Regions from separate parts of the Homo sapiens genome. Here region 2 is linked to region 1. Evidence: chromatin contacts called from ENCODE Hi-C or POLR2A ChIA-PET data. All regions are on one chromosome and are shown on one strand. The core of a region is the stretch at or near the end of the contact, and the rest is flanking DNA. Distances in the headings are between cores, read along the strand shown.

Region 1 (2,878 bases), core at 186-2,685:
CTCAATATATTAGTCACAAACATGCTTTCCTCCGTCTTTTTGTTTCATGTCCTTCACAGAACAAACATAAAGCGTGCACAACACCAGGGAAAAAAAATCAAACTTCACGTGTATGCTCCAGTTTTGCAATGACTTATGTCCTACATCCCAGGGTAGAGATACAGAGCAGACTCTTGTTCAAAGTTTGTGTCAGATTTTTTTTATATTTGTTTTTTGATACTTTACTACAGCCATAAGAGCTGAAAATATGTATTTATTTATTTTAAAAAAGAAAAAATGAGAGAAGGGGGAGTATTTGACAAAGGGTATTTTTCAATAAGTAGGCATTGCTTAGCCTGAGGGAATTTTTGATACATTAGATCCATATCTAAGGAAGCAAAAGTCTGCTTTCATAGTCATCAAAATGATGATAAAAAGAGGCAAAGAATTTTCTGAGAAATTAAATAGCATTACTTCAACTGATAGGAGTTATTCTATGACCTTACAGAAAGACAGTGATCATGAAGTTCTCTTCATAGGATGAAACAACAGCATTCTTCTTTATCTGATATGCTTTCATGTCAACATGAATTCTCATATACAAAGAGAAAAGTTAGCTTCTTAAAAATTCTTTTAGTGGTAGAAGTTTGAATGCAAAACATCCATCCTTGCAAAGCCTACCTACACTCCATACTCCTGGAAACACTATTCCATATAAAGAAGAGCTTATACTTACAGATAGCAAAGGTGAAGTCATATCAGACTTTAAATCCCCCCAGAAATTTACTCTTTACCTTGTATATGGCACTAAAGTAGGCATTCTCACTGGTCATGAATCAATAAAAAGAAGAATACTTATAAATAATTTATTATCAAAATGTATATTTGCTTTATCTTTCTGTTGCTCTCTAGCCCAAGGTTATTTCCAGTCTTTGATAACGTTCATGCTCTAGTTGTTATAGATTGCACTTTTTGGTGTCTAGATATTCTGTCGTATTTTATTAAGTCAATAAAGATGCCAGTAAATATCAAGTCATTCAAGTATTTGCTTTTGCCAGTTCACAGATATCATTGTTTATTCCTTAATTCAGCTTTAAGTTTTAAATTAATTGTGGGGGAAAATAGCAAACTTATGGAGAGTCGAATCTTCACAAATTCTAAGAGTAATTCTTTCTTTTTCCATAAATAAACCTCACCCACAAAGACAAGATTGTCTACTATCTACTTTTCTCTTACTGGCGTCCACCAAATAATTCCACTCCCATCAAGCCTTGATTCTAAAATAATGTGTTCTCTCCCATTCTTCTTAAATACAAAAGTTAAAATTTTTATATTAGCCCAAACATTGATTTAAAATTATGTCACATAGTCTGGTATGTTTTCTAGGAGCCTCTCATTTAGTCTTAGGGAGATTGTTCCTCTGCCAAATCGATAGGCCAGATGCTATGAGGTACATCAGACTCTCAATAGGTTTCATGAGCTCATTAGGTACAAGGCAATCAGTTAATCACGTCAACCCTTCAGTACATTGTTCATAAAAATAAGCCTAGATTATTAGAGATTTAATCACTGCTAAGTTTCTGAGATTGAGGAATAAAGAAAAGGAAGTATAATTTCTACTTTAAAGATTACAGGAGGAGGAGGAGAACAATAAGAAATAGAAATTAGCTTCCTATTTGTATACTACATTGAAGAACTTTTATAATACCAAAGTATGTTATAGAACATTCTTAAATAATTAAAAACCCTCAGATGAAATTTAGTACAGCTATTACTCAATGTTTTTGCAATGATTACTAATGAATTGCTAGGTTAGAAACAGCCCCAGGGAACCTGTGTGCTTAGTCATACTGTGTAATGAACAAACAGTTCAAGATGACCATTTCATGTTATTACTCCAGTTTTCCTAGCTGAATCCTTCTCCATTGTGTAACTGGGATTACTCTAAACCAGCCCGAGTTTCCTGACTATACCCACAGTTGTTACTTCAGCTCTAAAAAGAAACAAATGAGTTTGAGAAGATAAAATAATGCATTAAAATTGTAAATAGATGCTTTCCTCTAAAACAACTTTATAATATGCTTGCATTCTAAGCTTTTCTTAATCCTTCAAAAACAAAGCTTACCAGAGTCTGAACTATAGCGTGGTTGGTGGCATTCATATGGGCGTTAAGTGGAAAAGAACATTCTCCATCACAATAAAATGCAGCGTATCCTTCTGGTGCTATAATCCAGTCCTGACACATACACACACACACACACACACAAAAAAAAAAAAAAAAAAAAAAAAAAAAAAAAAAAAAAACAACAAGAAAAAATATCACCAAAGTAAAAATTTTTAAAAAATCTTAAAAGTTATTGAAATATATTGTATCTGAATAGGTTTCTATTCTTGGTCCAACAATTATTCTAATGGAATTATCTTCCCCACACCCTTTAATTTTAAGCTGAAGTTTAGGACAAAAGTATAAATATTTTCACAAGAAATTGTCCTCTCTAATTACTCCCAAGGGGTAGTTATGTAAGATATTCATAGTATGTATTAAACATGTATTCACGAATAAAACTATTATAAGAAAATAGCATTCTAAATATTGTTTAAACAGGAAATGATGAACTCTGGAAAGTTCAAGTGAACCCGAAAGAAAAAGGAGAATCAAGTTAATTGAGATCATTCTCATTACTTCTTAAGAACTCATTCTTAGTTTTATAAGTCTGACAACATCCTAAAGCCTTAATATTTTTTCTGCATGCTGTTTTTCTTTCCATTCATGCATTAACTTTATGGTCTCTTTAGAAAAAATAAATTGGAGCAAATTCCTAAAAACTGAACATGATAAATTTCGGGAAGCTAAAGAATTGGTACATGAATGGTTGCCTTGATATTTTTCCCACAGAGA
Region 2 (2,878 bases), core at 209-2,708, 36 kb after region 1:
TCTAGATTTGAGTTTAGAGTGTTTGAACTTTGAGTGATCAAAGGGCAACAAAGATCTGAATATATTGGCCTTGGCTTCCTGAGCCTTCTGAGCAAATATGCCAGTATCACCATCACCACAGTCTGCAAATTCTGTTCCATGTGTCTGAATTGCCTGCCCCCCAACTTCTTCCCCTAATCACATCTTCGTGTTTCAGATTATAGCTCAAATCTAGTCACCATCCTATGTTCACAGATCCATTGAACACCTCAGTGTGCTGTGATATGCATTCACTAATACTATTGTGTTATTACTACCTCGTGCATCACTCAAATGCAAGTCTCATAAAGCCATCTGCATTGGCTCACTTTTATATCTCCAGAATCTCACCAAGTGGCTCTTTTGGCTCCATCCCAGGTGTCTTTAGCTGTGTATGTTCTGCTTTCCCATGGTGTCTTTGATGTGTCACTATTTTTCAGTATTAGGGCATATAGTAGGTGCCCAGTAAATACTTGTGAGCATAAGAATTACTTCTGGACCTTCTTAAAAGTGAAGATTTCCCACAGACCCTTCCACAAGTACTTCTGGAGCAGTAGTCTTTGATCAAACATTGCAATATGTAAAGAACTAACTTGGTATTATTTTTCTGCAGTTTTTTGTGACTCATTCCATCCCCATCTCCTCTCTCCCACTTTGTATTATTGGTAGCTCCTTTACTTCCCTAGTGTCTTTTTTGATACATATTTATCATTGTTTTAGTCGAGCTTTAAGACATAATTTGCATATAGTAATATTTATTCTTATTTGATGTACAGTTCCATAAATTTTTACAAATCGTATAGTTGTGTAACCACCACAACTATATTATTTTGGTATTGTTGTATTAGAGTAGTGCTACTTACTTACATATACAGGTCTTCAACACTAGACTAAAAATTCCTTGAGAACAGTAGCAGTACCTACGTCTTCTTTACCTCCCACCCCAGAGCCTGACAATAAATGTATTGGATAAATGTGTTCTGAATTGATTAACTAACTAATATAGTTTTGCACTACCCTATAGAATGCGTTGACTTGGACATCATAAATATAAAACATATATTGGTTATATCACATAAAAAACGATAACTCTCAATGTGTCAAACAAGCTTCACAAAAAAATATATAAAATTCAGTGCTTACCATCCCCTGTTTCTGCACAGAGCTGTAAGCCCAAATTATTCTGGGGATTAATCACCCAATGATTGCTGGTCACAGTGATATCAAAGACAAGCCAACCCACATCTAAAGCTTGGGCCTTTCTTGTGTCTAACAAGAACAGATCTGCATCCCTAAAAAGAAAAGGAACAACAAAAAAAGTTAAAGGTTTAAATGAACATCATTATTTCCTAGACTTAAGTGAAAACATTACAAAAGCAGTTTGTAAAATAACAGCAGTTAGTTAAAGAACAAGAGGAACAAGTGACTCAAGTGATGAGTAATAAGATACAAAACCTTTGTTACTAGGCTCCCAACCAAACCTGGTACAAATTAGTAATCTCTATCTGAAAGTAATTTCCATTTTCCTGCTTTTCATTGGCCTTTATAAACTGACTTAGTGCTCTTAATTTGATCCCTGGTCATCAGTGTTCCCGGTAACCACCATCTGTAAGTAGTCCTCAAAACAAAGGATTAAACTGAATAGAGTCAAATGAAAGTAGTTGTTCCAGTTTGGATGAATGTGAATTCTCAAATGAATGGAACACAGGCAGGATGTAATGCAATCATCTGTTTTAGAAGGAGTTTTCTAATATTTTTTCTATTTTTATTATATAATTATTTTATGGATACCAAACACCAAGAGAGTATTACAGAGTAATACCACTGGTTTAAGGATAAATCCCATGAGTTGAGTGGCACAATCTATGAGAACTTTTGTTAATATCTTCTGCAAGCTTAAGTCCCCTTGGGACAGTAATGGCTGTGAATATGAACTTACTTATATATTTTAGAATAATCTGCACAGTGTTACTGTTATTAACGTTTATGGTTGTATTGCTGAATCTTAATTTTAGCATTATATTTATAAATGTATAAACATTTGTTGAATTATAATGAATAATTTATTATTCTCTTACTACAGGCAGTTTCTGAGCTAAAATTACCTATTTCTGACATTTAATCTTTACAACAGCTCCTTAGTATTGAAAACATTCAGGCTCAAATAGGTTAACTGTAAAACACTGTATCTCCCTCAAGATAGAGTAGAAATAACACCATTATGCATTTTATGACCTTTGATATTGTATTGAATCTATTTAAGAGCATATTATTTATATAGAAAACAATAGAGCTATTCATTGTTTAATATTATTATACTAGGTTAAATATCAACATACTGTGTTAAATACTATTTTACTGCATTTTCTGTCTGTATACATCATAGAAGTCACTTTAAGGGTGGCTTACAAAATGTGAAAACACATTTTTAATAAATCATACTTTTTTAATGAAAAATACTCAAATTTAAAAGTGAACCATTTTAACAAAAACAAAGTTAAAAAATGTGTATCTTAGAAACTACATCTTCGTTTCTTAACTAGATTTTTTTCTATTAATCTAGAGAAATTCAAATAAATGTAATATGATAAGGAAATAATCTAAATATCCTAATACAAACTATGAATGTTTTATTGTCTTTTCACAATTACAGTCATAGTGTTTACCAAAGGAAGGATTGAAACGCTTGCTTTTTTCACATCTGATATAGGATTCAGTTTTAGATACTGCAGACTTATAACAAGCATATCATACAAAGCAGTAAAATGATTCCTTTAGTTCTCACTAGAATTTGTAGAACCCTTTATAGTCCCAGTGTGATAGCAGGTCAGTTAAATTCTTCCTCTTCCTCCTAAATTGA

What was found. A loop is a pair of places that touch in the nucleus more often than their neighbours do. ChIA-PET counts read pairs that join two places held with the same protein, here RNA polymerase II (POLR2A).
Region 2: a loop to region 1 is called in a map of PC-3, with 6 times the contacts of the local background. The contact joins two enhancer-like sites. A Hi-C loop is called at or near these places in 2 of 168 maps with a recorded cell type or tissue (PC-3 and mammary epithelial cell). POLR2A ChIA-PET finds 5 or more read pairs at or near these places in 1 of 52 experiments (Panc1).

Annotation. Positions count from the first base shown.
Region 1 is chr6:55,756,901-55,759,778 of GRCh38, forward strand. It overlaps BMP5 (bone morphogenetic protein 5), which reads right to left. Exons shown (of 7, transcript NM_021073.4): 6 at 2,105-2,215. Among named protein-coding and RNA genes, the nearest start is that of BMP5, 120 kb to the right of the region's middle. Within about 2 kb of position 1,436, at least 4 of the 41 ENCODE cell types and tissues checked have a DNase peak (open chromatin) inside an H3K27ac peak, as active enhancers do; they include PC-3 and mammary epithelial cell, where a contact is called at or near this core.
Region 2 is chr6:55,793,118-55,795,995 of GRCh38, forward strand. BMP5 (bone morphogenetic protein 5) reads right to left here. Exons shown (of 7, transcript NM_021073.4): 3 at 1,162-1,310. Among named protein-coding and RNA genes, the nearest start is that of BMP5, 81 kb to the right of the region's middle. Within about 2 kb of position 1,459, at least 2 of the 41 ENCODE cell types and tissues checked have a DNase peak (open chromatin) inside an H3K27ac peak, as active enhancers do; they include PC-3 and mammary epithelial cell, where a contact is called at or near this core.